Regions from separate parts of the Homo sapiens genome. Here all the other regions are linked to region 2. Evidence: chromatin loops called from intact Hi-C (ENCODE). Cell type or tissue: PC-3. All regions are shown on one strand.

Evidence for each region. A loop is a pair of places that touch in the nucleus more often than their neighbours do. Peaks named below come from ENCODE experiments on the same cell type or tissue, not always from the same donor. Only the 100,000 strongest peaks of a DNase experiment are listed, where the experiment ranks them.
Region 1: it touches region 2 in a loop (8-fold over the local background); 3 of 110 quality-filtered maps call a loop at or near these places.
Region 3: it touches region 2 in a loop (3.0-fold over the local background); 4 of 110 quality-filtered maps call a loop at or near these places.

The regions. Positions count from the first base shown.
Region 1 is chr5:100,856,193-100,864,192 of GRCh38, reverse strand. ST8SIA4 (ST8 alpha-N-acetyl-neuraminide alpha-2,8-sialyltransferase 4) reads left to right here. Exons shown (of 5, transcript NM_005668.6): 4 at 7,797-8,000. Among named protein-coding and RNA genes, the nearest start is that of ST8SIA4, 43 kb to the left of the region's middle. In PC-3, no CTCF peak of the experiment used is centred here; a DNase peak (open chromatin) is centred at 4,842; H3K4me3 peaks cover 474 bases; H3K27ac peaks cover 768 bases.
Region 2 is chr5:100,632,159-100,640,158 of GRCh38, reverse strand. No RefSeq gene overlaps it. Among named protein-coding and RNA genes, the nearest start is that of FAM174A, 100 kb to the right of the region's middle. In PC-3, no CTCF peak of the experiment used is centred here; a DNase peak (open chromatin) is centred at 4,938; H3K27ac peaks cover 1,101 bases.
Region 3 is chr5:100,771,411-100,779,410 of GRCh38, reverse strand. No RefSeq gene overlaps it. Among named protein-coding and RNA genes, the nearest start is that of MIR548P, 41 kb to the left of the region's middle. RefSeq lists enhancers at 1,604-1,673, 1,445-2,644. In PC-3, a CTCF peak has its summit at 4,432 (motif pointing left); a DNase peak (open chromatin) is centred at 1,560; H3K4me3 peaks cover 1,150 bases; H3K27ac peaks cover 2,205 bases.

The sequences.
Region 1 (8,000 bases), 220 kb before region 2:
TGCTGTTAGAATTTCTTTTTAATTGATAAAAGTATTTACAAATTGTTGTCTTTATGATGTCTTATCATTTTAATTTATTCATTTTTTGGTTCCTTTTACAATATGCTCTATTTTTTATCCTTTCTTGAAAAAACAAGTGCTAACTTGTAATTAGTCATACCATTCAAGTCTCCAAGGAGAAAGCTGATAAATGTGAAGTTTTAGTTTGATTTAAAATGTGGATTCACAAGTAAGCACTCTGACTAAAAGCACCTTTCCTGATTTTACAGATTCTTTTCTGTTGATATGCTGAAGTGAATAAAGACAGTGTAAGACAGAGCCGTCCTTACCACTTGTCCGTAGCTGAAGTCCTGGGATAACTCTCTAATTTTATGTCTTATTTTAATCCATTGCTTTATATCAGAAAAGATAATTGTATTTTAGATTACATTTAAATAAATTAAAGATATTAATAGCATTTTAGCGACCTCATAATATTTTGAGATAATGCTTTCAGTATCCTCTTATTATTTATTTCAAGACTTGAGTTCCAATGCTAAAGAAGATTTTTTTATTTCAGCAATAACATTTGTTTATGTGTAGTTGTTCATACTGGGTACATTTCTTATATGATATAAATCTTTTGAAGAGAAAGAAGATAAAAATTTACACATTTCAATATATTTATTTTAAAATTAAACTCCATGAGTGGATTTTACTTCTCATTTTCACCTAGAACAACTTTTTATTTTAGGGAAGAGAATATGGGCCACTGGTTTTATTGTAAAGAGTCTTGATTTGAATTCATGTGTTCTGAATTTTAGTACTGTACTTTTAAATGGCATCTCAGAAGTGGGTCATTTTTCTTCTTTCTTCCTTGCTTCCTTCTTCCCTCCCTCCTTTAGTGTGTGTGCATCTACTATTAATTACCTAACTTTTTCCCACACTTCCATCATAGGAAATCTCAGAATCAACCTTTTATTTTCCTTCACATTCTTTCCTATGTCTGTTTTCTTTGGTGGCTTTTCAGAGGAGCACAACCTTCTGTATATTCCTACCTGGGAGTGACTTTCTGCATGCTGGGATTATCCACCCAAGACCCTACCTTTGGGGAGGAGGATTTACAGAAGACTGAGAAAAGATGAAACCTTCACTTTAGCCAATCAGACTTTCAGACCAAACATGAGGTTCAACAAGGTGATAGAAGTCACAGCCATATCACTTGCACATATGCAACTGAACTTTTGACCAAGTTCTTTGTATTTATTTTTTGCTTCCTTTCCATTCTTAGGGATTAAGTGGTACATAATATTTAAGAGCATGAGCTTAAAATCTGCCTCTATTACTTAAAACTATGTACTCTTGGACAAATTTCTTGCAACTCAGTTTCCTTATCATTGGAAAACAGCAATAGTGACTGTCTCATTGGCTTATTGTGAGAATCACATATATTACATGCAAAGCACAGAGAATGCTCCCTGGCACATAACAAATGTTCAATAAAAGGTATTCGGCCAGGTGCGGTGGCTCATGCCTGTAATCCCAGCTACTTGGGAGGCAGAGGCGGGTGGATCACCTGAAGACAGGAGTTTAAGACGAGCATGACAAACATAGTGAAACCCCGTCTCTACTAAAAATACAAAAAAAAAATGGCTGGGGTGGTGGGGGGCGCCTGTAATCCCAGCTACTTAGGAGGCTGAGGCAGGAGAATCAGTTGAACCCAGGAGGCGGAGATAGGAGGGAGCCGATATCCCGCCACTGCACTCCAGCCAGGGCGACAGTGTGAGACTCCATCTCAAAATAAATAAAGAAATAAAGAAATAAATATTTTAAAAATTTAAGTATTCTTCTTAGAGCAACAATAAAATATTTTTCTTATCTTCTATGTGAATTATGTTATTATGAAATTGTAACTGGGAGGCCTTATTCTCCTGAACAGTTGAGTCATATTCCTCTTTTTAAGTACAATTGACCATGTCTATGAGTTTTAAAGTTTCCACACTGCCTATGGAGTCAAATTTGTTTCATCTAATATTTAAAATATTTGCAATCTGGCCCCATCAGTCATTCAAGTCTCAATTCCTAGGGGATCAAAAGTAAATTTCAGCCACAATGGCTTACTAAATGTGTTATAAATAAAGTTTGGGCTTCCTTACGCTGTTGCTCAGAGATCTTATTTGACATGCCTTTAACTTACCTGCATGCATTTCAAAAGATTTATTATCATAATAGATTGTAAAAGGAAAGAGCATGTAAAAGGAATTAGCATAATCTAATATGTTTTATCCACCCAGGGCAAGGAATTTTGAGAGGCATTCCAAATATTTTGTTTCATTTAATTTTCCCAGTACAGTTCCCATCAGTGTTAGCCTGATTTATAGAAAAATTTGAATCTCTGAAATATTTTTATTTGTCACTTATACTTCAATAAAGGAAGAAGTAAAAAAAGAGTTATAAGCTTGGACAAGTTAAGTAACTTGATTGATGTGAACTCCATTGCCCACATGGTTACTGATGATCAAATAGCTAAGAATAGAAATGAAGCTAAATATCTTTTATTTCTTAAAGTTTAAGCCAAATTTGGATAAATATGAGGTATATATTTAACATTTTTATTTAAATTAAACAATATATTTTTCCTTGGCACGCTTCCCCTTTTTCTCCCCTCCCAAATCTAAGCTATTCTCTAGAATTTGTGCAGTTATAGCAAATTTGACCGATGATTCCATTTTTCTTTTCACAGAAGTATCGGAATGACACAGTCTAACATATTTCTTGGTATGCAGATCTTTGTTTGCTAGAAGGAGTTTGATTATATTTTCATTCTGTGAATTTCTCTAGAAATTATGACACTGTTCTTCCCACCCTTGCCAGTAATGTTAACGAACCTGGGTTTGTGAAAAATTTCCTCTTCTGTTTAGTCATTTCATTATTTTCATGATGTGTGTTGTTTGTATTTCTATCAAGTTGAGAATTTCAACAATTGGTATTGTTAAAAGCATAAAATGTGGTGTGTGTGTGTGTGTATGTGTGTATTTTGTGTGCCTATTCATCATACTGAACATGCAAATGTTTAATGTGATATTTCAACTTTATTTCTTATATTTTGTTTACTACATTATGGTATACCACATGAAAGTCCATTTTAATCCTATGGTTAATATTTCAAAAGTCTTATCAATTAGTTATTTAATACTTTCTAGTATCATTTTGAAATCCTGTCTATCAAGAGATCTGAGGTATAGATATTATATTTATGTTTTAGATGTTTAAAACCTTTTGTTTAATAACTGCTCAAAATTTGGGAAAGGTCATGGCTGAATGGCCTTGAATAACATACCTGAGTCTTAGGAATCTGAGATGAAAAGCTAGGGATAAATGATAGAACACTCTTTGTTCTATAGGAAGGTTTGTGTGCAGGATGAATTTATAGACATTTATCACATTTCTGAATGAACTCATATGTATAATAGTGTCAGTTAAAACTCCTGTCCTGGAATGATTCCAAACTAGATGGTGCTTTTCATTTATAACCTATATGCCCTTGGACATGTTTCTCAACCACTTTAACCTTAGTTTCTCATCTAAAAGTGAAGTTGATACTACTTTTTACCTCAAAGCAAAATGAATGGTTTCAGGTCTATGTGGAGCCCACAACCTTCATGACAGGAAAGTCAAAGAGACTGGCAGGTCGCATGTGCCAACTTTCCACAGAAATTTTGAGAAAGTAATCAGAAAGTCTAAGAAAAGACAGCTAACAGATTTTTTTTGTTCTATTTGCTCCTCAAGCTGAGAAACAAGATGGGAGCAAACGGGATCAATAAGCTTCCTTTAGGGGCAGAAAAGAGAAGACATTGGTTCCTATTTCACAGTGGATTGACAAAGGTGTTTCCGTAGGTAATAATGTTTTGGCTGAGAGATGTCAGTTAGCACAGGAAGCAACACAGTGGGATTGGCCAAAAAAGAAAAAGGATGATAATTATGTATTTGGAATTTGTCTGAATATTAACAAAGGTGGGGAAAATTTGGTCTATAATACACCTAGAATTGTTTTCTTCTTATTTAATCTGTTGGGTGTGTGAAAGGATGTAAGTGACAACCTCCAATTATTACAGAACACCATGTTTTACACCGTATTTACTCCAGTTTTGGATGATGAGTTCTATACCTAGCACAGATACATACAATACGTTGTAGAATTAAAAAATGTAGAATTAAAAAATTGGATAGATTATGTCATTGTTAAATAACATAAATAACTAAATAGCTAGAAAAAAAGTCTGAGCTTCTAGAGTAGTGTTTGCAAAACAAACTCTCAATAAATGCCTGTTAATAAATGCAAGTGGGATCTCCTAGTTGCATACATTGTTGAAGTATCATTTAACTGCAGAGAATAATGGCCAATCCAAGAGAGATTTTTTGCTAGGGAATTCTGTAATCTTGAGGTGCTCACACATGAAATAAACATTTATTCCCTATGAATTCTAAAATAAATATTTTATATAACTTTTAAATTAACATGAAAGTACCTTCAATTTTGCATGTAGGGATGAGAAGCCATCATATGCAGTGTGAAATCATGGAAGAAAATTCAGAGGCTTAGAATACAGTGGAGTTAGCTGCATTCCTGTAGGTGTTTAATCAATATTGGAGAATAAACACAAATAAATTGAGAACTGGGAAGTTTAGAGTAAATAAAGAGTATTGTTAATACAGCTAATTCTGTGTATATGTTTTCAACATGTCAAATATAAAATGGGCACAAATATTTAAATTGGCTAAAGATAATGTTGTTTGACTCTATTAAATGTTTATATGCACTCAACAATTTTGACTCACCAAAGTCCATCATTTTAAAACTGGCTACTCCTCTATTTTATGAGATTAAGAGTAATATGAGTATCATGTATTACTCATAAATGCTTGAGACACATTCTGGCTAATTTTGAATATTATAACCTCTAAGGAATTTTTTATAAAGAAAAATGAAAATTGTGATGGCAAATATATTCATAATCCTGCTCAATCAGCAGTTTTGCTGCTAGTAATGTTTGGATGCTCACAACAAGTCTACTGAATTGCTGGAGTGCAACACAGCTCGTTGGTTATTTTTGATTTTTTAATGCTTTCTTTTAAATAAGTGGCATTCAGCTAATTATATGACTAAAAATCTGACTCAACCACAGAGTTGTTAATTTACCAGCAACATGTGGACATTGTATTACTCTATTTTCCAGGGAAAATGTATATATATTCTTCCCCAGGAAAATGAACAAGCTGGACTCCTAAAACCACAAAGCGTTGTATTTTATGAAGTGTCTTCTGTCTTGTTATTTCCTGTACCTCAGTTACTATCCTTGACAAAGTCTGATTGTGCTCTGCTCAGATCCTCAAGACTCTGCATGTGGATTTGTTACTCTTTGATCTCCAATTGCTCCTTTAGTTAGCACCATACTCATTTAGCATTCATTAATTAAATCAAATATGTTGGTTTGTTTCCTAAATTAATCTGTTCTCCATAAATATTCTTATTCCATTAGCTTCTTTTTGCTTTCAAAGTGGAAAGCATTTATCTTTCAGCCTTCAGCTTTAATTGATGAGCATCTTACCACCTTTTGAGAAATTCATGACCAGAAAATCAAGAGTGGGTATTGGCAAATACGGATAGGGGGTGGGATGTTTAAAGATGTGGCAAGAAAAAGTATACAGTAATTGAGTGATTTTTTTCCTGAAGGGATAATTCAGCAGAATATATCATTTTTATTCTATTTAATTGGGTTGGTTTTTACTAGTTTTACTATTATAGTGAAAATAAAGTACAAATATTGTTTTCTCTACAATTGGAATCCTCTAAAAAGAAATTACTGAGGGTTTGTTTTAGTGGAAAAATATGTCCAAAGCCACTTCCCCAACAGGAACATGTTAACTGTAATGTTACATGTATTCTCCCTATTTTACCTAAAGAAGTGTCAGTAATAATGATGTCCAGAATATACTTTTCCCCATAGTATCCAAATTCATGTGATAACTAGCTTCATTAGGAGTTTAGATTACTTTTAATATTTGTGTAGAGCACATCTTAGGACTTTAAAATGATCAAGTCCTTGATCTTCCTTGAGTTCCACAAGAAGGTGTTCACTTTGACAAGTATTCGCATGCAGCAAATCTTTTTCTGGGTAGTCCTGTTTGTAATATTCTTACCATAATGAGAATGAATAATATCTAATAATAATTAGTGGTATGAATCATGAGTAGAAACAAATACATACTCTGTCATATAATATAGTGGATGTAATTAAAGATACCCAAATTGAAAAGATAATAATCTTTATACTTTCTAAATAATATTATTGTGTTAATATTTTTCCCTCAGTAGCTAACCCTAAATAACAGAGAATTTGAGATGAAATATATTTGTTGTTGTAGCTAAATATTGTCGGAGATCTAGGAAGTAACAAGATATATTAATTAAGAGAGATAAGGAACGATATATAAGACAGTATTTTTAGTATCAGAACACATACTTTACTTTTTAATTAAAATGTTTAATAATTCAATTAATGTGACAAAATACACAAGGAAGAGAAATGTAAGGAACTTTCATAATGTAGCCAAACATGCAAAAATGCAGAAAAAGAAAATCCCTTCCCTTGAAAGGCTGATAAAAGTATTAAAAATAGTTTCATATTTTCATGAAGGGTTTGATTGAATCGATTCAAACAACTTTTTCCCAATACAGTAAACTCTTGTTTATCAAAATCTAACTTTTCTTTTATCAACTAAAACCTACCTTTTTAAAAGCAAGTTAAAAATAGTTTTTTTAAAAAAAAAAATGAAGCTATTTTTAAAATCAGGTATAAAAAGGTCTATGTGACCGATCAAAGAAGCATCAGAAATTGGTTAAAGGCCAAATTCAAGGTGCTTTTCAAAGCTTTCTTCTAATATAAGAATGTTATATTAGATTATATAAATATAAATAACAGGTTATATAAACAACATCAGGCCCAAGCTCTTTTCAAAACCTTATGGCTCTAGTGGAGAAAACAGTACGGCATATTCTGTTCTTTCCCTACATATGCATTCCCCAGGGATGCATACGTCCGAAAAGGGAAAACAGATATTTTGAGGATGTCCTAAAATAACAGGAAGGCTGATATTTGATCTTATAGTAAGAGCTTTTCTATATTACTTAAAACCCCAGAAAGTCATATTAAATATGACATCTCCACTTTTCTTATTTTTCTTCCCCATTTAGACCTATAGAAAGCAATTGTAAATATGTTTGTGTAAAACACTATAAGGAATTGCACTTTTCCCCTAACCTCAGTGTGTAAGTAAAGCCAACTTTATTTCCTTACACTTACAAAGTTGTTGAAATGACTTAAGCTTTACAAGTGGTGCAGATTAGAATGTCAAGTCCAATGTGTTTTATTCACTTGTAGAGCAGCATGTGGTTTAAATTGACTACTGAATGGCCAAAGAACCCTTGTGAATTTACCATCATAAATTCTCTGATTACAAATTCAAATTGTGTGGTTTTATGAGATAATAGCAAAGGATATTCTTAGACAACAGGTTGAATTCATACAAGAGGCATTTTGAGCCCTGTACTGGGACTGTATATTTTTATTGCAGGCAGTATTCCTGCACGTGCGGAGACTTATTGAAAATGTAATCTTACCAAGTAGATGATCTTTTGGTTTTCTTTTCACATGGTTAAAAAAATGCTTATTTCCCATTCTTCTTTTCATGAACACCATTTTACCAGTGAATATTTCTTTTTTTTTCATTTGTCCCATTAATTTTTTCCTCTTCAGGTGTAATCTAGCTCCTGTGGTGGAGTTTGCTGCAGATGTGGGAACTAAATCAGATTTTATTACCATGAATCCATCAGTTGTACAAAGAGCATTTGGAGGCTTTCGAAATGAGAGTGACAGAGAAAAATTTGTGCATAGACTTTCCATGCTGAATGACAGTGTCCTTTGGATTCCTGCTTTCATGGTCAAAGGAGGAGAGAAGCA
Region 2 (8,000 bases):
TCTCCAATTGTGATCTGTTGCAAAAGCAAAATGGATTCTTATTGCACTGATGCAAACAACTATATTGCCATAAGAATACTCACAGGTAGTTTCCAAATTCTAGAGGAACCAAGCAGAGAAAAACAAACATGCTCCAAATTTTGTTCATAGGAGTATAACTTACTCAAGTATTAAAGGCTGTAAATAGTTAAAAAATAAGTTTCCTTGACACTGAAAAACAAAACAAGGATCAGCAATATTCCAAGCAAAAGTCAAAAATATTTGCTTCAGAGCTTCAGCTTTCTGAGTTCAGTCCATTTAGTTAAATCTTATTTTGCTTCATATTCATAAGTATTGCAGCTCTTTATGAGTCCTGTCCATTTTCCTTTTTTCCAATGTTACAATATCTAAAGTTATCAGAAGCCTGTATTTGAGAGCACCTGTTAAAGTTCTATAGCTCATTATAAGCCACCTTTGAAAAGGATTAAAACTAGGCAATTGTCTGTTTTAACAAAATGTCCAGGGCAGTTATGGTTAGAAACAGGATTGACAAAGAAGTTTCCTTATCTCTGTGGTTTACAATAAATTAACGTAAAAACCTTAATTATAATTGATAGCATATATTCAGACATTGGAATTTTAAAAATCCCATACAATTCTGGAACATATATAAGCACTATTTACTAAGATATAACCTAAAGAAGATTGAACATCATTTTTGGCAATCCCATGTACCTAAACATGACAAATAATCATGTTTTCCTCTCTTTTCTGGACACTTCAGGGGCCCTCTGAAGCATTAGAAAAGCCAGGTGCCTGGTTTCTTCAGGTGCTCTCAAATACAGGCTTCTGATAACTTTAGATACTCAATGTACTCAATCCGCTAGAGCAATTTCCACCCAGTGTTCGAATCTCAGGTTCCACACAGGAAGAGGAGGAGCCCAGCTCTTCCATGCTGCAAAGGGCACTAACATCTGTGGCTCCACCCCAGTGGGCAGGATGTTTGGAGTTTCTCCAGGGTCCCCCTCCCACCTGACTGTCTCAAAGCTACGAGCCATACATTTATATCAGATTCATTTTATTTTTCCACATAGAATTCTAATTTTTAGAGCTATATAAAATCATGACTCAAGTTATTTAACCTGTATTTTGCACTTAATTGTAGGGGAAAAAGAGTAATATCTTTTCTTCATCCATTACAAGTTTATGGTCAAGACATGGGACCCTTCAGAAATGAAGACCCATAGAAACGGGAAAAACTGTGTATTTTTATGGACGATCATGAAGAAGAGTGATTGGAGAACAAAAGGGTATGGTCTAATGGCAATAAGCTGGAGAACTAAGTTTGGCCTGTTTGTTCAGATTCTACTGTCTCTGTGTCTTCACTCCTTTCTTCTGAGTACAGAGAGACCCATCTGAAATGAAGGTTCTATGACTTTAAAGGAATGTCAGATAATTCTTTTATGGCCTGCTTCAGAGGAGAATTGTGAAGGAATGTCAGAGTGTCCTTCCTGCTTCTGTTGTTTTCTAAAATTCCTTTAGGTTAAAATACTCAGTATTCCATGGTGCCACATTTTGAGGTACTGTGTCATGAACCTCATCACATCCATTCATATTCCTGAGCAAGGACTTGTTACAATTTAAATCTTAAATGTTTCCTATGCTTGAGGAAATATATATTTCTGAGAAAGGCTTTGGAAATAGCCAAGCTCTTCATTAACTTTATAAATAAGCATCTGAAGTATGAAGACATGAAATCTCTTGCCTGTGGAAATAATAGTGGGAGACCTGGAAGTAAAAATCAAGTGACTTTTTCTATTACACTTTCTTCTATACTGAAGCATGTAAGGACATGTCAGACCGAAATGCAACAAAATCTCACAGTCCTCTGGGTAGCCTCAAACCAACTTTCCTTCCATATTTAATGCTTATGATTATTCTTATCTAAATAATTAAGGAAATGTATCAGTCAACTAAGCCAAACTTGCTATAAACAGTTGCTGAATATATGTAACGACAAATATATTACAGTGACCAGTGCAAGTCAAATTTTTTCTATGATGTATAATAGTAGAAGCTTCTACTAAAGAATATTTCAAAATTATACTGCTATTATCTCCAGGAAAGAAATGCAAAACAACCTGTAAAAGGGATATATTATAGCTCCAAATAATAACAGTGCCTGCTTGGGTAGTATCTCCTTCCCTGCAGGCATAGTTACACAGGAGTCAGACCTAATGAAAAAGAAAAGATAATAATAATAAAAAATTCAGACTTCAGGGTACCATCAGAGGTCCACTTTATTTTCATTGTAAATTTGTCTTAAACTTAATAGACAAGGAAAAAGAAAGCAGAGGATACAACAAGGAAAGGTATTTTAAACTTTAGGATCTAGTTTACTATTTTCCTTAAATATATTTGCTTCAAAAAAACAGCTGTGAAGATGAAAGATAAACAGTCATCAAAGTTAGTTAACTGCGAAGCTACATGAAGGGTTCCCCTCATTTGAATTCCCCTTACTTTCCTCTAAAGACCCAAAGTGCACTCAGTGTAAGTGGCAGCTTTTCTGCCTGTCATATCTGAGAAGAGAGTCACTTTTTCATGCCTGGAAAACTCTGGCTGCAGGGAAGATGAAAGTTGGTGTCAGAGGAGGAGGGAAAGGGCTGATGGGCAAAGGGTAAAGACCAGAGCTTGCATTGTCTGGGTCAGCAGTAGACCTCACCAGAGGATCAGCATCAAGTAGCCAAGTACGGAGAATATGCAGACTGAAAAAGAGAAGAAAAAAAGTGAGATACTTAACATTTCAAAACAGTAAATTGAAATAGCCTTGCTGTTATTGTACAGTGTTCTTAGGGTGTTTGAATATTGTTTGTTCTGTAATATCTTCAATTTCTGCTACAAATACACAAGTGATGAAAACAACATGATTATAAGACTGGAAAACTACCTTTTTTTCTTTTAATTCTCTACCCATGTTGTAAAAATTGGTCTATAGAATAATGTTGAGAGCAATGGCACTTACTCATATGTTTCAAGAATGACCTTATTCCGGCTCACCTTGGCTTGAGAAAGAAGCCTCAGTTTAATTCCACTTTAGAGTGGTTTGGAATTGACCCAACACTTTTATTCCTCATACAGTGGTCTTGCAGAGAGATATAAGAAAGGGATTTTTAAAAATACAACCCAAAGGATTATTCCAAGTCCTAAGAGAAATGGATCTTGGCTTCTTTGAGCCTATAAAATTAAAAATAACATACCAAAAATTATCTTAAGTCTATAAAACTACTGGAACCAATTCTTATCTCAGTATACTAGGTCCCTGAATCTCTATAACTGGATGAAATAAATTTAATATTGAGAAGTGTAAAGAAAATTCTTAATTTATTATCTATATTAAATGTGAATGTTTAAAGTATGAAAATTGCTCTGACTTTTAAGAAGTCAGGTGGTGAAACAAAAGCACATGTATTCACCCAGAGAGAGAGGAAGCAAATAGTTCAATCAGAGGGCAACAAGAGTACATATGATTTCTCCTTTATAATATATTCAGAAACATTGTTTATTCAATTAATTATTTTTTTAGAGAGAGGGTCTCACTGAATGATCATGGCTCATTGCAGCCTCGAACATCTAGGCTCAAGTGATCCTCTCACCTCAGCCTCCTGAGTAGCTGGCACTGCAGAAAAATATTGCTTTTTAAACAGAAGAAGAGTCTAAAGGCAGAATCGAATACTGAGGATCATTTACTGCTCGGTTAATAGTGAACAGGGAAAGGATTACTGTTGTTGAGAATACTATTTACATAGAGGCTGAAGATCCAATCCAGTCAAATAAAAAGAGACTAGTATATATAAAAAGATGGCCAGGTGCAGTGGCTCACGCCTGTAATCCCAGCACTTTAGGAGGCCGAGGTGGGCGGACCACAAGGTCAGGAGTTTGAGACCAGCCTGGCCAACATGGCGAAACCTCATCTCTACTAAAAATACAAAAATTAGCTGGGCGTAGTGGCAGGCGCCTGTAATCCCAGCTACTCGGGAGGCTGAGGCAGGAGAATCGCTTGAACCCAGGAGGTGGAGGTTGCAGTGAGCCGAGATAGAGTCATTGCACTCCAGCCTGGGCCACAAGAGCAAGACTCCATCTCAAAAAAATAAGAAAAAAAAAAAAAAAGATGACCTTTAAAAACATAATGGACTTTTATCTCTAACCAATTAAGGTAAACTTATTTGCCTGGCTTTCAAGGTTGTGGCCTAAATTTGTACAAGTCTTCCCATATACCTACCCTGGTCTTCAGTTAAATCAATTGCCATTGCTTCACACATTCAATCTTATGCTACTAAGTCTTCGTTTTTCCTTTCAATCTAAGCACTACAATCTGTGCTGTCAAAATTCTATTCATTTTTCAAGCTCCGTTTAAAAAATGTCACCTCTATTTTATGAAGATATTCTTATTTTTTGATTCCTTTAATTTGCTAAAAGCTAAAATGTTTATCCTCCTCCTTTTCACTTCTGTTCCATTAAGATGAGGATAGGAGTGGTAAAGTGAATGAAGAAGATTCTTAGGAAAAGATCTGAAGTTAGGTGATTTTTCTTTAAGATTTATGAACATTCAAGTTTTCATGTGATTTTCTTTTCAAGTTACTTTATTATTGTACAATTTGTTGAGTATTTATTTTGAGCCAAACACTGTGTTAGAACCTGGAATTGAAAAACTAGATTAAAACTAAGTACCTACCCTTAGAAATTCCATAACTAATGGGCAAGGATTTGAATATTGCTAGACAACAAAACAGAGAAAAGGGCCAAAGAGAAGCAAGCCATTAGCACATCACATAAAATTTTCATAAGTTTCTTCATGTCTAATTTACTCAAGATTCAGATTGTTGAGTTCAGTAAAGATTATTTTGTCATATTATTCATCACTGAAGATACACATTAGTCAGCTAGAAATAAAAACAAACACACACCAGAAACAAACAAAAAAAATATAAATCTTATTTATTGCCCTGGGCATGTTTGAGTTTTCTTCTCAGTTTCATGTTTGGCAGATTTTCACATTTCATAGCTCAGTTAGCCCCTGTGAGTCAGATGAAACGTTTCAAAAAACTATTCTTGACTACTTATTTGCATATGTATATATGTTATAAGCTTGAAATTTTAAGATTAAGTTTTTGACCACAATGTTAAAGTCTCATGATAGAGTATGAATATTTTTAGCAACTTTCTCTATAATTCAATCTCTAAAAGTATTTTCTTATGCTGAGCCCAAAAAAATGTTTAAACGTGTAAAAAAGTAGACAAATATAAACTTAGAAAGAACAAAAGATAATAGAGCCTCATAAATTATTTTGAAAGTTACATACAAGGAAATATTTGCTCCTTTTCTCATGAAGATAACATATAAAAACTTAAGTTGGAATTATTATGGGAATTATGAAGCCTCATCATTGTGGCCTTGAAATAATGACTTCATTTTCTGAATAAAGACTGACCAACTGTGTGACCTCGAATTAGCAATTAATCTCTCTGTGCTATCAATTATTCATCGTTAATATTGAGCTGAATATTCCTTCCTATCAAACATTTTTAATGGTGTATTATGCCCTTTAAAAGGAAAGTATTTTGGAAAATTCAACAAATATTGACATATTTTTCAACTATCAGTAATTAGGTGAAAACAAAGATAAACTAAAACTATAATTGTTGCAAAGGAAAATATGCATCTGTGAAAAAATCATTTTCCCCTTCGATAACTTACTCCAGAAATCTCAGAATATAAACAATTAAAATATAAAATGGATTTTCTTATGGTAAGAATACTGATAAAATGTTTATCAGCCGTTTTGCGTGTCCATGCTCTACAAGTGGCCTTAGCACAGTGGCTGACACAGAGAGAACTCTGGACTCTCATATACCTGAATTTCAGAAGCCTTGTATTATGGTCTTCTCTAAGAGTTTGAGAATATAATAGACACTCATGAAGATTCTTTCCTAAAAGAGGAAAGCATTTAATTAATTGATTCATTGGTTGGTTATAAATGCCCTGCAGTCAAATGACCAGGAAACAGGAGGCAGAGACTTTGGAACTGTTCTCCAAGCCAATTCTGTTCAAAGACAATCTGTATTGATAACTCTGCAGGCATAATCCTTTGAGAATCCGGGTGGCAGGCCCTGTGAAAAGCATAGTTGCTCAGCATCCCAAGTCATGAAAAAAATTTGTTTAACTCTATGAATTTCTTCAGAGTTCCTGGGTCAGAAAAAGTTACTGCAGTAGATTTGCTTATTGTACTAACCAGAAACAGTCTTAGCAGGAAAACAAGACCTGGAAGGAAGGTTTTAAAAAAAGGTTGCTAGAGGACATAGATAGATAAATAGTAGAGAGATGTTACTAATCTCCATACTCTAATTTAAAAATATAACAAGGTAGGGATAGTATTTACATAATATGGCTTTTTAATTGAATGATAACATATGACAATGGTGGTAAATCTTATGATAGGAATTACATGATAGCTATAAATATCACCTAAAAGGATTGTACTGAAATGGCAATTTTAATCAGTACAATCTAGCTAGTCAATTTAAAGACTTACCAAAATACTCACATTTTAAAAACCATTAGAAAGTCCAATTTTATAAAACTGTCTTATTGCTTGATTCTTGGAATTCATGTAAAGATGAGACAATTAATGGATAGCTAATTCAAATAAACATATATGCCTCTCTTATCTCTTCATTAATATGCAGTTTGGTCAAAAAATGTAGGTTTTTTCAATTCTATCTACCAAACATAAAGTTATACATTGAATGCAAGGGTTTTCCTAATATAATATGAAAAATAAATTTAAACATATAAATAATATATAATAATAAGCTGACTTAGTGCTCATATTTCTGGCAACCTCAAATTTTCAAAATACATCTGTATAGCTACAGACCAGTAAGCAAGATTCTGATGGGCAAACAGGTTGAAGAACATGGCAAGATTCATAGAAGAAAAAAGACTAACCTCATTTTCTGGACTACAGTCTAATGAATAGGACTGTCTTATTTTATAAATAATCTGGTGTATGTGCTGTTTAACAAGTCTTCCTCAGATACAATAGCAGCATGTTGGAAACTAAAGGTAGAATGACAAAATTTGAAGAGGAGAGGTCATTCAGAGAGTTAATAGAAACCTATTGTGAAAAGTAATATCTGATATCAACACATAGTAGAGTTATAAATTATGAGAAAATACAGTTATTTAAGAAAACTGCAGAAAAACACAAATTATTACAATGGATCCCCTGTCCTCATGTCTTTAACAGGAAACTCCCCAGTGTGGTGTTTCATATATTCTAGAAAAGACAGAGTTTAAATGAACTTCTCTTTTGTGTCGCCAACTCAATTTGGTCCTGTTTTGTCCATTCCCATTGTCAATAACTTCATTCAGTCCACTTTCATCTCTCTCCTTATTATAATGACTTTCAAATGCTTTTTCTGTAGCTTTTTCCTAATTTTGCCTCGTCTAAACTAGTTTCTGACTTACAACCTAGGTTACTTTTATATAAATAAGTTTGATGATCTCACCAACCTATTTAAAATTCATTCAAGAGTACTCAGTAAACCCAATATAATGTTATTTCTCTGAGAGTATTCTTTACTATACACTTCACAAACTTCTACCACTACTGTCCATCCTAACTCTTTTTCAGTTCTGCAAAAATATGTCATCTTATAGGCCTCCCATGCTTCACATATGCTGGACTCCGCTCCAGCAACACTCCCTGTCTTTGTGTAGCTAACTCTTAGTTTTACATTTATTCCAGATATAAAGACAGTGACCTCCATTCCTGGGCGTTTGTTTCTGTTATGTGCTTCCATAGCAGCTATCAAGGCAGTCATCCCATTGTATTTATTTGTTTAATTAACTATCATTTTCTTCACTAAAATATGAGTTTTTCAAAACTAGGGACTAAGAAAGCAGTGTCTGAATCCTTTTCAGTACTCCACTGTGTTACATTTTCAGCATGTTAAGTGGC
Region 3 (8,000 bases), 140 kb before region 2:
TATTGATATCTATTTAATCACTTCTGAACTCAGTCTGTGAATTTCTATAATATGTACTGTTAAACATGTCATCTATGTTGAACCTTACATAATACCTTAAATGGTATATAAAAATTGACTGTACCTCTGAGTATTTCATCAGGATATTTTTAAAAAGAATTTATTTATATCTTCCAAATCAGAATTATATCCCAAAACACTTTTTCAAGATTTCTATAACTGGCTTTATAAAAAGCTATATCTGATGCAGATTTTTAATAGTCAACATTAAAATAGAGAATATTAGGGGTTTATTAGTAATTATTTAGACCTGCCAAACAGTATCTTTTATCATGGAGACAATTAGTTATTGTTAAATTTGACATGTTAGCTCTGTATTCCTAGGTCCTAGTGTAATGTCAGGTATATAATAGACAAAAGCATTTGTTAAATGATCAAATGAAGCAATGGTTCCTCTCTCTGGGAGTTTCTACTCCGGATGAGAATATGAAACAATGGAAACACAAAAACAGTACCATAGTAATAACACTAAAACATTAGAGACAAGATTGAACATTGTGGGAGGTAATATTGCAGACCAGGCTGAATTTTAAGTGACATAAACTTGTTTTCAAACCCCTGCTCTGTTACTGAGTAGCTAGGGGACTTCAGGCATATGACATCTCCTTTTGAGCCTTAAATTTCTCATCTGTGAAATGGGTCTAAATGAAAGCACATTAGCTTTCCAAGATATTGCTACTTTATAAATTAAAATAAAATTTGACGGCCAGTAGAAATCATGGAAACTTTTGAAGAATTGGACCATAAACTGAGATTTTAAGAATGAGTAGAATTTCAGATAAATGAAGAGAAAGGAAATGGAAACTGAGTGTAGTTGCAGTAAAGAAAGCAGAGGAGAGAAGAAAATAAGTGCTTATATGAAGAGAATTGTTAAGCTTTCTGATAATATGGGGGAAACATTAAGGTAGCTTTGATTAAATCAGTGGTGATGGTTGTATTGTATTGCACATGTGGATAAGTCAAAGATAACGCCCATGTTTCTAATTTGTGAAACAATATAGAGAGTGATATAATTCACTGAGGCAAAGGACACCAGAAAAGAATCAGATTGAAGAGTGGTAAATCAAGAACCCTGTGTATGGTAAGTTGAACTGCTGTAACTTTTTTGTGTTAATGTGTAATTATTAAAGAACCAGTTGAATATTGAATGTACTGATCTGGAGCCGAGAGGTTTGAATTAGAGATGTGGTTGCTATTCAGCGGGGAGAATCAGGAAGCAAATTCACCAAGGAAAAGGTATTCTCCAAGTGCAACATGATCAGAACAGGCTGGAAGCCAGAAATATTACATAGGATGCACATGTAAAGCTTACGGATGGGGAGCTGAAATTTTAACTGGAACCAAGAGAGATATGCTGCCAAATAAATGAATTGAGAAATCTTTAACTTAGTAGCAACATTTAAAGCCATAGAGGTATATACAATGTATAAGAGAGAAAACATAGAAAGGGAACAGAAACTTGGCAGAGGGCCCCATTTATGGAGCAGACGGCAGAAGAGAAGCTGAAACAGGAAATGAAGAAAGCATGAGTCACTGGGAAGCAAAACTTTAAAATGCAACTTCAGAAGAATCAAAGGAAGATAGTTTTAAGATAGCCCCAATAAACATTTAAAAAGTACCTCAGAGAAACCAAAGAAAAGAGCTTAGACATACCCCATGAAATTAGCAATTTTATCATACTTGAAGGCAGTGATGGAGTCTATAGTCAACTTGTAAGTAATGTGGGAAGTCTATAGATATTTGTCAAAATCTTTACTGGTTGTTTTCCCAAGGATCCAAATTCTTCCTTTTAAACAGTATGTCTTTATCTCTGGAATCAACATGAGAATATCAGAAAAACAAAATATTCTCTTTTAACATTTGTCATAATAATGTATATGCAGGACAATACGTTATAAGCATTTATATTAGTTATACATGTTACCAGTTATCTGAATTACATTAAAATTAGCATCTCCATTTCCAGGTGGATATTTTAAGGCCAAGGAAATGTCAAATGACTTGCCTTTTGTTCTGGTAAATCAGAGAAAATGGGCCTATCACTTAATGTTAATAGCACTTGGAATGCCTTCCAATTTATTTTAATTAAGGTCTTCATTTTCTGTGCATTTTTATATAATTTATTTTAAAATAATTTATAGCAAGGGAAAATTGTGATTTATTAAGAATAATCAGGACTTAATTCAGGCTAATATAACAGAATACCAAAGACTGGGTGGCTTAAACAACAAACTGTTTTTTTTTTGTTTTGTTTTGTTTTGTTTTGTTTTTGAGATGGAGTCTTCCTCTATTATCCAGGTTGGAGTGCAGTGGTGTGATCTCAGCTCACCACAACCTCCGCCTCCCAGATTCAAGCCATTCTCCTGCCTCAGCCTCCTGAGTAGCTGATTACAGGTGCGTGCCACCATGCCCAGCTAATTTTTGTATTTTGAGTAGAGACGGGGTTTCACTATGTTGGCCAGGCTGGTCTTGAACTCCTGACCTCGTGATCCACCTGCCTTGGCCTCCCAAAGTGCTGTGATTACAGGCGTGAGCCACTGCACCCTGCCAAACAACAAACATTTATTTCTCACCATCCAGAGGCTGGGAGGTCCAAGATCAAGGTGCTAGCAAATTCAGTGTCTAGTGAAGGCCTTCTTCCTGATTTTCAGATGACTGATTTCCTGCAGTATCCTCACATAGTGAAGAGAGAGGGAGTGAGCACTCAAGGTCTCTTCTATAAGGGCACAAGTCCCATTTATTAGGGCTCCACCCTTATGGCCCAATCACCTTCCAAAGGCTTCATCTCCTAATTACATCACATTGTGGGTTAGGATTTTAACATATAAATTTGGCGGTGATACAAACATTTAAGCCACAACAAACCACAAATAAATAAATGCTTCCAAACTTATTAAGAGCATTCTTCTCTCCTTTAAATTAATGTTGACATTAGAATTCACTAAAGGAGACCAAATTTTTTTTGTATTCTGCTGTTGTGACTCAGCAATACATACTTCTTCAATCAGCCTCTCTTGTATGAGCCTTATATTTCACAAACAATGGTTTGTGAAAGAAGTGTATATAATATATATAATTATGGCAAAGAAACATTGTGATTTGTTAAGAATAATCATGTCTTAGTTTAGGCTGCCGTTACAGAATACCATAGACTGGGTAGCTTAAAATATAAATAATATATATTTTTGAGTAAATGCATCAGAGACATTTAAAAATATTTTAAGCTTTAGGGTAGAGTTGTGGTAGGGAAAAGTTTGTATTTCTTTACCTGTGCCACTGCATCTTCAAAAAAAAAAAAAAAAGGAACTAAGTTATATATATTAAAGGAAATGTGTCACGTTAGTAGACCTAATTTCCTTTTCTTGATGCTTATTATCGGAATGGATTATTGCTTAATGAAAATTTTTAAAAAGGGGACCTCCTTCTACCCTGGGAATTTTTACAACATTTTGAAGAGCAAAGCTTAGTTTAAAAAGAATTTCCTTTGAATTTAAAAGCTGTTTTAAACATTGAGCACGTGCATTTTTATATGCATTTGTAGGCAAATGTCACACTTTCAGGCTTTAGCACCCTCTGGCCTCTACCCACAATGTCACTCTGCATGCCTCAGAAAACACAAAGAAGTAATGCCACTGGATAAATAACTTGAAGTGAGAGACCCTGTTCATTGCTGTGAGAAGCCAGCGATTTGTTTGACTCCTGCAGGGACCAGCCCTACAGGGTCCATGGGTCTCTCCCCGTGTGCGACGATGAGAGAGTGTAGAAATAAAGACACAAGACAAAGAGATAAAAGAAAAGACAGCTGGGCCTGGGGGACCACTACCACCAACGCGCGGAGACCAGTAGTGGCCCCGAATGTCTGGCTGCGCTGTTATTTATTGGATACAAAGCAAAAGGGGCAGGGTAAAGAGTGTGAGTCATCTCCAATGATAGGTAAGGTCACGTGGTTCACGTGTCCACTGGACAGGGGGCCCTTCCCTGCCTGGCAGCCAAGGCAGAGAGAGAGAGGAGACAAAGAGAAAGACAGCTTATGCCATATTTCTGCATATCAGAGACTTTTAGTACTTTCACTAATTTTCTACTGCTATCTAGAAGACAGAGCCAGGTGTACAGGATGGAACATGAAGGTGGACTAGGAGTGTGACCACTGAAGCACAGCATCACAGGGAGACGGTTAGGCTTCCGGATAACTGCCGGCAAGCCTAACTGATGTCAGGCCCTCCACAAAAGGTGAAGGAACAGAGTCTTCTCTAAACTCCCCCAGGGAAAAGGAGACTCCCTTTCCCGGTCTGCTAAGTAGCGGATGGTTTTCCTTGACACTTTTCGCTACCGCTAGACCACGGTCCGCCTGACAATGGGGGTCTTCCCAGATGCTGGCGTCACCGCCAGACCAAGGAGCCCTCTGGTGGCCCTGTCCGGGCATAACAGAAAGCTCTCACTCTTGTCTTCTGGTCACACCTCACTATGTCCCCTCAGCTCCTATCTCTGTGTGGCCTGGTTTTTCCTAGGTTATGATTATAGAGCGAGGATTATTATAATATTGGGATAAAGAGTAATTACTACCAACTAATGATTAATGATATTCATATATAATCATATCTAAGCTCTATATCTGGTATAACTATTCTTGTTTTATATTTTATTATACTGGAACAGCTCATGTCCTTGGTCTCTTGCCTCGGCGCCTGGGTGGCTTGCCACCCACAGACTCCTTGCTCTAGCAATAACATTTCTCTTGTCACCAAGCATCAGTAACATGTAAGGTCTATCAATAAAATATAATATGATGTTTGCTTCAAAAATGCACAATTTTTATACCACATTTTTGGATCATCTTCATTTTATCATTCTCTTAAACCTCCTACTCACTTTCCTTCTTTGAAATTCAGTAATTTTATTTTTTATTGTCCATTTTGGATATTGATTTTTTTAGATCTTCTTTTCTTTTGTAATCGGCTGCCATTTTGACCCTTCATCCCACCACCACATACACCTTCTAAAATTTGATGAGCTCTGTCCTATGTACCATCCTCAGAAAGTTTCCTTCATTACACCTATATCTAAGAAAGTAGATCATAATATTTAAAAATATGTTTTTTCGATGTTGCACCTTTTTGTGGTAAAATGGTTTAATAATGATTTTTAACATTTTCTTGCAAAGATAAAGGAGAGTCTTTTATCACAATGTACAAATTGCTTATATTCAAGAACAGAATTTACAGCATCTAGAGTAGGACTCGAGGAATCTCTCTTCCCACTTAGACTCTATCCTCTCATCTACCCTGTCCCCGGAAGGCCCAGCTAATATTGCCTGACCAGTAAACTATGAAAACAAAAGTGAATGAGTCAATATATTTCATTAAGATTCCACTCAAAGGGCTGGGTGCGGTGGCTCACGCCTGTAATCCCAGCACTTTTGGAGGCCGAGGCGGGCAGATCACGAGGTCATGAGATCAAGACTATTCTGGCTAACACGGTGAAAACCCATCTCTACTAAAAATACAAAAAATTAGCTGGGTGTGGTGGCGGGCGCCTGTAGTCCCAGCTACTCCGGAGGCTGAGGCGTGAACCTGGGAGGCAGAGCTTGCAGTAAGCTGAGATCGCGCCACTGCACTCCAGCCTGGGTGACAGAGCAAGACTCCGTCTCAAAAAAAAAGAAAAAAGATTCCACTCAAAGAGAATTTCTACCTTGGGGCCAGTGTAGTTCAAGGTTGGGCTGATGATCTTATGCTAATTTCCTATTTTCTCTCCATCTATGTGTACTTTAAATCCTTTAAAATGTATGAGATGTAAAGTGTAGGAGAAATAAAAAGAAATTATTTTGCACACAGATGGTAATACATATATATGTACCATCACCCCCCAAGATATGGTCCTAACATAAGTGGATCCCAGAGAGGTCTGGACACTTTTGAAAATGATGAAGCCATAAATGGTAGTGAATAGAGCATGCGAGTGAGTATTGTGCCATATCTTCAAGTTTGATTTCAGGCAAGCAAATACAACCTCCATGGTATGAGCCTCAGAATTCCTTTTGGAAGCAGAAATCCGAGCAAGATTACAGATAAAAATGACCCTCCATTGGCTACCCAGTGTCACTGTAGTGCCTTGGTTAAAATAGGCTGCCAAATCACTTCAGGAGAGTTGTTTAATTCCATCCTGATCAAATTTTACAGGTCTGTGATTCAAATTATTCCATGTTGTCGGTTTCAAGACTTCATCAGGAATGAATTTGTTCTGCTTGGAGTCCTTAGTTAGTGTTTGAGAAAGACCTCTGTGATTAGCCAAATCAAAACCTTTCAGCTGCGGCAGCAGCCACATTCAGACTGAATTTCTGCAGCTGACTTATCTAACAAAACATTATCCTCTCTTTAATCAAAGGCCTAAACACATGATTTTGTTACTCACTTTCAGTAAATAATTGAACTGCGAGCAAACTGCAGAATGTGGAGGAGCTACGAAGAGACACACCCTATCCCCACTCCCCAGGTGGGGGTATCTCTTCATTGCCACTCCACATAAATCCTCTCAAATCCTCTCAGTCCTCTCAACCCAGCTACTCATTCAGGGTGACAGAAGTGAGGCCTTTAGAATACTTCTGCCAGGGGAGCAGCTGAATGCAGGCAATTCAAATGTGTGTGAAAAATCTTAACAGGAGCACATCAGGGAAGTCTCTGCCTGACCAAACAAAGGCACATCTCCCACATTTACCAGCCAGAATCTGCTTTAGGTTAATTGTTCTGCATATTGCAGGTAGCTTATTTCCTGGGGCTTCCAGGAGCCACAGCTTCTTTCCACTATATGCAGAAACTGGTGGAGCTAGGAAGACACTGGGTACATTTCCCAGGGTCTTGAAGGGGATTCTAAATAGCCATCTTGTTTTTTCCACAGACTTTCTTTTTTTAAAAAAGCTCAATGACTGGCATCTCTCCTAGCTTAAGCATGCACACAAGTATAAAATTCTGATTTCTTGTTTCATGCATGGATAGTTGTTTATTGTTATCATTTGCTGGTTGGCTAAGCTCATTGATGACTTTAGAAGGCAAGCAAGTACCTCTAGTTTACAGCTGAGTACCTTGGCTGGTGTGGAGCTGTACTGGATGGGAGCTTATTTGGATGTCTGGTGTTTGTTCACGGTTATATGATGCTCTTACTTCTGCTTCAAAAACAGCAATTAATCAAGACATCTGACAAGTACTCTAGGATTGCTTTAGAACATCTAGCTTCCCAGCATCACCTGCAACCCTTCCACAGCCCCTAAGAGAGTAATGTTTCACTAATATTGCAGAAAACGCATCTGGACGATAATCCTGTGGCAACTCTACTCATAACTGATATTTTTCTTCCTAAACATGCGTATTCTCTGCTTGATTCTTTTTGTGACAAACAGCAATTAGTTGATTTGATGTTAAAGGTGAAGTCTATGACATTCAGATAAGATAAAAATGAGAATACTTAACGAGTGTTGTATTATTTAATCTTTATAACTATGAAAGATGGGTACAGTTATCTTTATTTTATTATTGAAGAAGTAAAGCACAAAGAGGTTAAAATACAGCTGAAAACAATACTGTATTATTAGCAGACGTTTTTTCTCCTGTTATTTCCACCTTAATTTTCCAAACCAAGCAGTATATTCATCACTGTTTTAGGATGAGATTTTAGTAAAGAAATAGCCAGTCTCTGGCTTTTGCATGCCCCATGCCTAAATTTATTAATACAGTGTTTGAGGCAAATATTACAATAGAAATAGTGACTTTTAGGGAGAGAAAAAATATCAAAATTTAAAAGAAGGAAAATGCCTTCCCATCTCCCACCTTCTAACCCCAACCCCTGGCTAAAGGAAAATTCTCCCACTTTAGATATCTGTGCTTACGTGATGAGTAAGAAATAAAGCTAAAGGGGAAAAAAGATGAAAGTGGTCCTGAGTTGAGACTATT